2 separate regions of the Homo sapiens genome follow, and region 1 is linked to region 2. Evidence: chromatin contacts called from ENCODE Hi-C data. All regions are on one chromosome and are shown on one strand. The core of a region is the stretch at or near the end of the contact, and the rest is flanking DNA. Distances in the headings are between cores, read along the strand shown. Region 1 has its middle 100 kb from the start of NR3C1. Region 2 overlaps KCTD16 (potassium channel tetramerization domain containing 16).

The links. Hi-C counts contacts between places; a loop is a spot of excess contacts on that map. Pooled maps may share reads with other maps.
Region 1: a pooled map shows a loop between it and region 2 (2.4-fold over the local background). The contact joins two enhancer-like sites. A Hi-C loop is called at or near these places in 3 of 37 single-sample maps with no recorded cell type and 3 of 50 pooled maps.

The regions. Positions count from the first base shown.
Region 1 is chr5:143,504,629-143,509,079 of GRCh38, forward strand. No RefSeq gene overlaps it. Among named protein-coding and RNA genes, the nearest start is that of NR3C1, 100 kb to the left of the region's middle. RefSeq lists an enhancer at 2,596-2,890. Within about 2 kb of position 2,748, at least 7 of the 41 ENCODE cell types and tissues checked have a DNase peak (open chromatin) inside an H3K27ac peak, as active enhancers do.
Region 2 is chr5:144,189,068-144,193,695 of GRCh38, forward strand. The region is part of intron 2 of KCTD16 (potassium channel tetramerization domain containing 16); the gene reads left to right. Among named protein-coding and RNA genes, the nearest start is that of KCTD16, 21 kb to the left of the region's middle. Within about 2 kb of position 3,129, at least 3 of the 41 ENCODE cell types and tissues checked have a DNase peak (open chromatin) inside an H3K27ac peak, as active enhancers do.

The sequences.
Region 1 (4,451 bases), core at 1,498-3,997, 680 kb before region 2:
CTTAGTGCATGATAATTGAAAACATTAGAAACACTGAGAATTAGTGTAAAACACTCATCCAAAGTAGTCTGAACAATGCCTGCTCGCCTTCTCTTATCATCATATATCTTACAACATGGAGCAAACATGTTTTCTATGTAGCAGTAAATTGTCATATTCCTTTCTAAGTATGGATCAGTTTCTAATATTTTCTCCTTTGTTCTTTGTATGTTGATGTGAAATATCTCTGAGAGTTCTTTCAAGGTGAAATGGTTGGCCGGCATCACTTTCTCTGGGACATCTTTATCCTTTTTGTCACAGCCACTTTGCTAAGTTTCTCTGACTGCATATCTAGAGTAGATGCAATGGTAAAGGATGTCAACATGCCATAATCAGTTACTTCTTCTATAACTTCACTTACATTTGATTCGAATTTGACTTCCAGGTTATCACTTTTCATTTTTTGGAGTACTTTCATCTTTTTCAGCTAATTTCCAGTTTTGATTATTCATGTTTGTAAACTGTCACATGGGTTTATTACTGGGAGACAAGGAAGCAACACAACCACTTGATTTGCTCTTTGTGTGTCAACTGAATAACAAATGCACAGTGGAAGAAGTGATGTGATCGGTTTGGAAGAAGTGATGTGATTGGTTACTGATCATGATGTGAATCTGTTAAGAAGTGATTTGTGGACCAAAGAGCAAGCAGCTCACAGTTTATAGTTCATATATCATGGTTACTGAAATTTGAACTGTGTTGTTGAAGGGCTGGTGCTATTTAACTAAATTGTGGTCATTGAAGTTCATGCATAGTGGAACTGTGTAAAGCAAAGTGTTTTACTCTGTTTTATGCTGCCATAACAGAATGCCACAGACAGAGTAATTCATAATGAAGAGACATTTACTTGGCTGATGGTTCTGGAGGGTGGGAAGTCCAAGAACATGGTCCCAGCATCTGACAAGGGCCTTTGTGCTACATTATCTTATGTAGAAGGCAGATGGGCAAGAGAGGGTGAGCACAAGAGAGCAAGAAGGAGCTCAACTTGTTTTTATAACAGACTCTCTCCCATGATAACTAACCTGCTCCAGTGATAATGATCATGACCTAATCACCTCCCATTAGGTCCCACTTGCCAGCACTGTCACATACGAGATTAAGTTTCCAACACATGAACTTTGGGGGACACATTCAATCCATAGCACAAGGACTGCTTGCACATAATAGGGATAATTTGAGAATGTCGTGGGGGTACATGATAGAGATTCCCACTAAGTCTGTGGGTCAGAGAATAAATTCTTAGAGAGATGACATATAAGTTGAGACTTGATAAATGAGTAGTAATTATCTTATTAAGGGGGAAGTGTAGGAAAGATTGTTCCAGGCAGAGGGAAGGGTATGTGTAGAGCCCCAAATGCAAGAAAGTGCATGGGACTTGGGGTGGTAGCCATGGTTGTTTCAGGCTGACTGTGGGTGACAATCCAATTCCATTATCTTGACTCCCTCCAGCCATGCAGGCTGCTGCTTTTAGTTACCAGGCAGCACTGACTGCTGTAGCTGGGGACCTCAAATGCTCTGTTTGGGACATTCACCTGAAGAAGGTGAAGTGCAGTCTACTGCCTCTTCTATACCAAGAGTCGCAGTTGGGGCAGCTGGGAAAATCACCAGGAAAATAAAACCAAATCAAACAAAATTAATTTAGAGGATAGTTTATATACATAAGATAGGGAATACTAACGATTCAGATGCAAACACTCTAAGTACAGAATGGTATAAGACAGGAAGAAAATCCCTTTCACGAGTCACAATTCAGAAGGTCAATTCAAACCTTTAAGTGATAAACCACATTTCTAGTCAAGCTGAATACAGAGTACAGTATTTTATTTGCTAAAATCTGAATGGTTACTACGAGCCACCCAGCTTAGGTAACATACCCAAAATAATCTCTATGAATTCCCACAACACTCTTATGGGATAGCCATTATTATCTCAATTGTATAAATGAGAAAACAGTGGTTAAGTCACTATAAGGTCACAGAGCTTGGATCCAAACCTAGTGCTTATTTTACAGCCTGTGCCTTTAGCAACTATACCACCAGTATATTTAATCATAACTAATAGAAACAAACACAAATATTGAGTGATTACTTTTATTTTTTATAAGATAAACAGACCAAGAGAAATGCTAGTTAAAAGCATTTATCTTTAGAGCAAGAATGCTCCATCCTTGTAGAAACATTGAGACAAAAAGAATGCATAAGAGCAGCAGTTTTAAGAAAAGTTTGGTGAAACTAAGTGAAATTCCAGGCATGAGCAATCAATTTAAGATTCTATTAGGAAAGCAAAACAATGAGATTATTTCAATTATTGAGTTAACAATGAGATTTCACCATCTACATTCTAGCCATGAGTAAGACATTTATTTGAATCAGATAAGGAGATATAATGTCATTTGAAGGAGGCCCAGTACATTTAATAACAGAGATAAATGAAACTGACAATGATCTCATACTTTATAAATCTAAACAAAGGACCAAGGTTAGACACAGGGATCCTAGTGGTTGATGAGTTAGTTAAAATGCCGCTTTTTACCCTATCTATTGGAGACCAGACAGGATTTTTGTTTTCTTCCTCTAAACAAGGAGGTTAAGAAAGAATTAATCCAATTGCATTTAAAACAAAGTGCAGGAGCAAGAAACAACCTTGAACCTTCCTTACTCAAATAGCAGCTCTGTTGGTAATTTAATCACTAACTGAGTTGTGTAACTTGCCTATGACAAATGGTAAAATACCTACAATGTGGAAATCTGCCAGAGTAATTCCTTCACAGGAATGGGAGGGAAAGGCTCAGCCAGCTCACACTCATACCCTGCCTCCCTATGCTCAGTGTCTGAAATTGCTTCTGTATTAGGAGAGAATATGGGAACTGTTCTGGATCTCAGGAGAATGTGAAGTCACTGAAATGTTTTTGAATACCCACTTCCCTTCACTCCCCTTCCCACCCTACTTGGTACTTGCTGGCATGTGGCACCATGTGAGCTACAGGCAGTGCATAATGAAGTCTAAATGTTAGCAAGGAATGGACAGGAGATCCTGTGGTGTGTGATCTGGCTTGTCCTTTCTGCCTTCCTTGCGCTAATGTTTAGTTTCAGACACGGAAATTTTGAATGGGATCAATCTGAACTGTTCCTTTCTTTGCTGATAAGTACAACTTTTCGTTCTCCAGTCTCAGCTTAAGCTTCATTGTCTCTTGGAGGCTTTCCTAAGTCACCTGAACTACATTAGGACTCCTTGGCACACACTTCCACAGCTCCCTATGCTTTCTAGTACTAAACACACTTCTTCCATCTTCTCCAGTGCATCAGAGGGTTCACTGCAACATTTCAACACCCAGTCACAATGTCTGGCATGTTGCTTGCCTTTAGTCAATGTTTGCAGAATGAATGGTTGCCTTTGTCATTTTCTTTTTAAAAAGGTATTGTAGACAAAGGCAGTGGTTCACGCCTGTAATCCCAGCGCTTTGGGAGGCTGAGGCAGGCAGATCACAAGGTCATCACAAGGTCAGGAGTTCAAGACCAGCCTGGCCAGCAGTGAAACCCCATCTCTACTAAAAATACAAAAATTAGCTGGGCATGGTGGCACACATCTGTAGTCCTAGCTACTCGGGACGCTGAGGCAAGAGAATTGGAACCCGGGAGGCGGAGGTTGCAATGAGCTGAAATTGCGCCACTGCACTCCAGCCTGGACCACAGAGTGAGACTCCATCTCAAAAAAAAAAAAAAAAAAAAAAGGTATTGTAAAATATTTAAGACAAACACAAATGTGTAAATAAAAATATTACAAACCCCCACATATTGACTACAGATTAAGAATGAAAACAATATTGATACAAGTTTAAGTCCCTACTTAGTCCTCTTTGATCACATTCTGCTCTCTAGAGGCAACTAGTGGTCTGAATTTGGTGACTACTATTTCCATGCATTTCTTAATACTTTCACTACACATATATGTAAACTTATTGTTTTGCATATTTCTATAGTTTGTACAAGCATTATACTATATGTATCCTTCTGATATTGACTTCTTTCAAACTGTGTGTGATTCATGATTCATTCATGCTGTTGTATTTAGCTAGAGGTTATTTGTTTTCACTGCTGTGTATTTCATTGTATAAATGCTTCATTATTAATCTGTTTTCTTGTTGATGGGTTATTTTCTAAATTTTTGCTATTGCAAAATATTATGAATGTCCTTGTACTTGCAACACTTTTCTTCTTTTAGGTCACATTGTGGTTTCCAATATACTAGACCTTTTCATTATTCACCTGTCAAAAGTGACCTGCACAGGATCTCTGAAAGCTGTAGGAGAGATAGGTGATAAGCAAACCTATGCTTGTATGAAAATGGGTATCATTGGATTTACAAGAAGCAGTGTGGAACAGTGACATGAACATTGATCTGGGAATTCAACA
Region 2 (4,628 bases), core at 1,879-4,378:
ATTTTGGACCCTCTAAGATATGCCAGGCTCTTTATACTTAAATCTACTGGAGTAGCAGTTCTGAAAGTATTTAACGCACAGCTCTTAACCTACTTGGAGAACATGTACTGTTTTGAAATTTGGATGAACTCTTGGGATCTCTAGAAAATGCAGAGCAGGTCACGCCTGTAATCCCAGGACTTTGGGAGGCCGAGGCGGGCGGATCACGAGGTCAGGAGATTGAGACCATCCTGGCTAACATGGTGAAACCCCGACTCTACTAAAAATACAGTAACAAAATTAGCCGGGTGTGGTGGCGGGCGCCTGTAGTCCCAGCTGCTCGGGAGGCTGAGGCAGGAGAATGGCGTGAACCTGGGAGGCGGAGCTTGCAGTGAGCCTAGATTGCGCCACTGCACTTCAGCCGGGGTGACAGAGTGAGACTCCATCTCAAAAAAAAAAAAAAAGAAAAAAGAAAAAGAAAATGTAGAGCAGGTACATAGAGTTTTGCATACAATTTCAGGGAATTCATGAATTTTGTGAATCCCGTTTGCAGACCTAGGTTAAGAATGGAGGCTTAAAGCAAATCGTGCTAGGTAATAAGGACCTTCACGGAATATAATTTTCCTTTCTGAGTAACTGTTGTCAGCCACCTTGTATCACAATACACATGCCCTTTAGTTTTTTCAGGTGGTTTGCCAGCATTTTTCCTCTTTTCCCTTATATTGGTCATCTCATTTTAATTCACATGGTTGCCATATTCCTTAGCCTTTTATGAAGGTAGTTAAGGTAGACTGCTATATTGTTATTTCCCTTCCTTCTCCACAGTGGCTTTAAAGAGTTTATGTGGCCTCTGTGTCAGAACTACTTATTGCATTCAGGATGAGGCTGACAACCCACAACCTGTGAAGACAGACTGGGGAAATCCACCGGAAAAGGTTTTGGAGGGAACTGCAGATTCGTTGTGAGTAACCAGACCCAGCGAGAGCAATGAATTACATAAGCACAAATGAATATGTCTGCATTTTGATAACCCTTCACCCCACCCGCAGCCAGGCACTTAGTCACTCTTTCCTCTGTGTCTCCTTAACGCTATTATACCTCTATTATAGCTCCTATCACTGCACTGGATTTATTTGTTTACGAGTCTGTCTCTCTTACTAGACTATGAGCAATTCCAAGGCAGAGTCCATGACTTATTTATCTCTGTACCTCAACCCAGTGTCTGGGTTAAGAGTGCAGGCTTTGGAGTCAGAGTGTCTGCACTCAAATCCACGTTCTGTACATTTGCGTAAGATCACTTGGGCTAGCTACTTGACTTATCTGAACCTTGGCTTCTCTCTCCTTCCGTTCTCTCTCTTTCTTACGATGCCTCACTTTCCTTTGTGCCTATAAGTGTCACACTAACAAAGCTTATTGTGAAGAATAAATGAAATAATGCTCAGCATAGTGACAGTCATGTAGTAGTGATTCAGTAATTGGTATCTATTATTATATCTATTAATATTACGATTGATTGTTGAATGAAAATTCCTTTCTTTACTATAGTTCACCTGACTGGAAAAAGCCTTTTTTAGCTTAAACTACTAAAGAACACACTTTTCCCCTACCTCTTTCCTTGTCCCCTCTGTCCCTTTGCTATTAATACCCCTCCCCAGTAACATAGTAATTAATATTCTATTTTATTTTTCTCCACTATATTTATTATCATCTGACATTCTATATGCTTATTCATTTATTGTCTAGAATGTGAGCTCTATGAAGGCAGGAGCTTCAGCTCTTTTGTGTTCATTGTGGAATCCCCATTGCCTATGGCAATGCCTAGCATGTGGAACATACTAAACAAACATTTACTGAATGAATGAGTGAATGGGCACTCACAGACACACACACACCACAACACACATAAAACATTCTCATTCTCTGCTGAAGGTGAGCCTCACTGATTGTCGTTAATGTGCGACATTCAATGTACACCATTCTTCACTTTGCCAAATGGGTAATAGAGCAGCTTTTATCTTTATTTCCCTTTCTTTCATGGCTGGGGGATAGAGGGAAAATATTTTTTAATACTGTTGTAAAAACGGAAATTCTTATTGCTTTAATGTCAAAGCCACACCTGTCAGTGGGGACATTGAATGGGAATCATTGGTGGAAGTCCTCCCTGATAAGTGAGCAAAGGGATGCTGGGGAGAGGGTAGATGAGTTCTGAGTTACTCTGTAGAAGTGGTGGTCGTTGAGAAACTTGTTTCTGTCATTTCTGCTCAAAAACTCACAATGACTACTTAGTGTTTACAGAATTAAGTTCAAACTCCTCCACTGTTCTTTCACTGGTGCCTTTTGCTCCAGCCAAACTGGATAATTGACTGTTCTTTTCCCAACTGCTGCTCCCCTCCATATACCCCCTGACACACTTACACACATATTTTTTCAACCACTTTTCCCTTCTACATAGAACCTTTAGCTTCTGTTTTCTAGGTTCCACCTGTCCTTCAAAGTGCAATAGCAACTCTGTCTAGTCATGATATTTCCTCTCATTCCTCTCATCCTCCCTCCCTAAGCCCTGAAGACAGCTGGCTGAGTTATCCTTCCTCAGATTTCTTTAAGAAATCTCACCTCCTCTTTGGGGGTGTTTACCAGCTTTTGCCTCCACTTATCTCTCTCTAGACTTGTCTGCTAAATTATCTCAACAGCCGAGACAGTTCCCTGTTTTTCTATGCATCTCAGGCTAACAGTGAGTGTTTGCGGCAGTGCTTCTGCATGGAGCTGCGTATTTCCATTTTTTTTTTTTTCAGCAGTACAAATAAACTTTAGGCCTTTTCTGATAACATGTTAAATATAAAGTATTTTTCTTATATGGTCAATACAAGTGAATTTCTTTCACCATTCATGCTGTAAAAGGCAGAATAATTAATAATGAAGGTAAATGTAGAGACAGGCTTGCATTTCTTGAGGCTACAGTGAGAAGGGATCAGTTTCTTATAGGGCTTGGCAGGGTATGTCAAGTTGGTGGACCAAAGGGGGCATCTCATTGCTGACTTTGGGAGCTTAAGACTTCACAAGTGGAAAGAAATTAGTAATTGAAATTGGGACTCAGTTGAGGATGCTGGGTAAGTGAACAGTGTTACTCAGGGTGACTTTCAGTTTCTCTTCTTCAAGGTTTCAGGTTGATGCAAGAGACTGTGATAACACTGCCCCCTTCTGTTACTCTAGATTGTTAATCCTGATGACGTCTCAAGTCGGCTTTGATGATCTTGACATGAATTTTTGATTTCTAAGAAATGCTTACTTAAGGCAGAAGAGAAAGGAAATCATATGTTCAATGTGATACACGATTTCATTCTATCAAGTTCTGCCTTTTTATAGTTTGCTTAATCATTACATTTTGTCATGAGGTTTCACTTAATTGCATTATAATGGGAGATTTTAGACCAGGGAACGAATAAAGCGAAGGATTGTAACAAAATCAATTAATTCATCTATTTATTTGTGTTCTAAGGGGTTACATGATTTCTTCTAGTTCCTAGAGCTTTCCTATTTCTTCCCTTGGAAGTTAAAGCAAGCCACTGGTTGAGGCACTGTGGCTTTTTCATTTATGACAGAACCTTTCAGATTTTAAGAGCAGTTGAAGAGCTGTGAATGCTGGTCCTTCACATATCAAAAACCAGCACCACTTTCTATGAATATCACTATTTTTGAAATGATTTATCTCAGAACTTTTGAATGTCTCTGTAACCATTTTTTTCCCTTTCCTTATCAGCCCATTTGTATGGAACTCTAAAGAAGGTGAGGCCAGATAGCAGAGAGCTTTGAATATACACCAAGGACTTTGGAGTTTATTCTATGAGCAGTGGTGAGCCAATTAAGATATCTGGGCAAATAATGGCATCTTTAGAAAGAGGACACTGTTAGCTTTGTGTCAAATGAACTGAGATGTAAAAACTTGAAAGGAGGAAGAACATTAACAGGTCCATATAGAAATACCACCACCTGTACCCCCAAAATCCTTGCTAGCTTTTCCTCATGTATTCTACTTCACTCTGGTCTGAGACATCATCATATATCACTAAATCCCTGTAAATTCTCCCCACTGATCTCCCTACAACTAATTTTGTTTCCCTGACAATCTGTTATCCCCATATCAGCCAAAGTCACCTTTTAAAAAGTAAGCAAACCAGAACATGTCACTTCTAACTTTAAATTCCCAATGACTTCCCATAACACATAGAATGAAATCTGTGGTTTGGTCCCTGCCTACTTCTCAGACCTGCACTCTCACCCTTGCTCATTGGGATCCAACTTGCTGGCTTTCTTGGTTCCTTGAACAAGCCGAGCTTAGTTTCACCTCAGACAGCTGAGCCTTTGCTGTTTCCATTCCACCTGCCTAGAGCACACTGTTCCCAGCATTTCACATAGCTGGCTCCCCTCCCCAGAGTCTCAGCCTGCAGTATCAATCCTCTTCTCCTTGCCCCAAACAAGATTTTTTAAATATTACCTATTCTATTTTATTCATAGCTCATTTCACTATATGAAATGATCTTGCTCATTTATTTGTTTATTTGTTTATGATCTGTGTGTCTGGCCTATAATGGAAGTTCCATGATGGCAAAGAGCTGGTCTACTTTATTCATTTCTGGATCCCCAACACATAG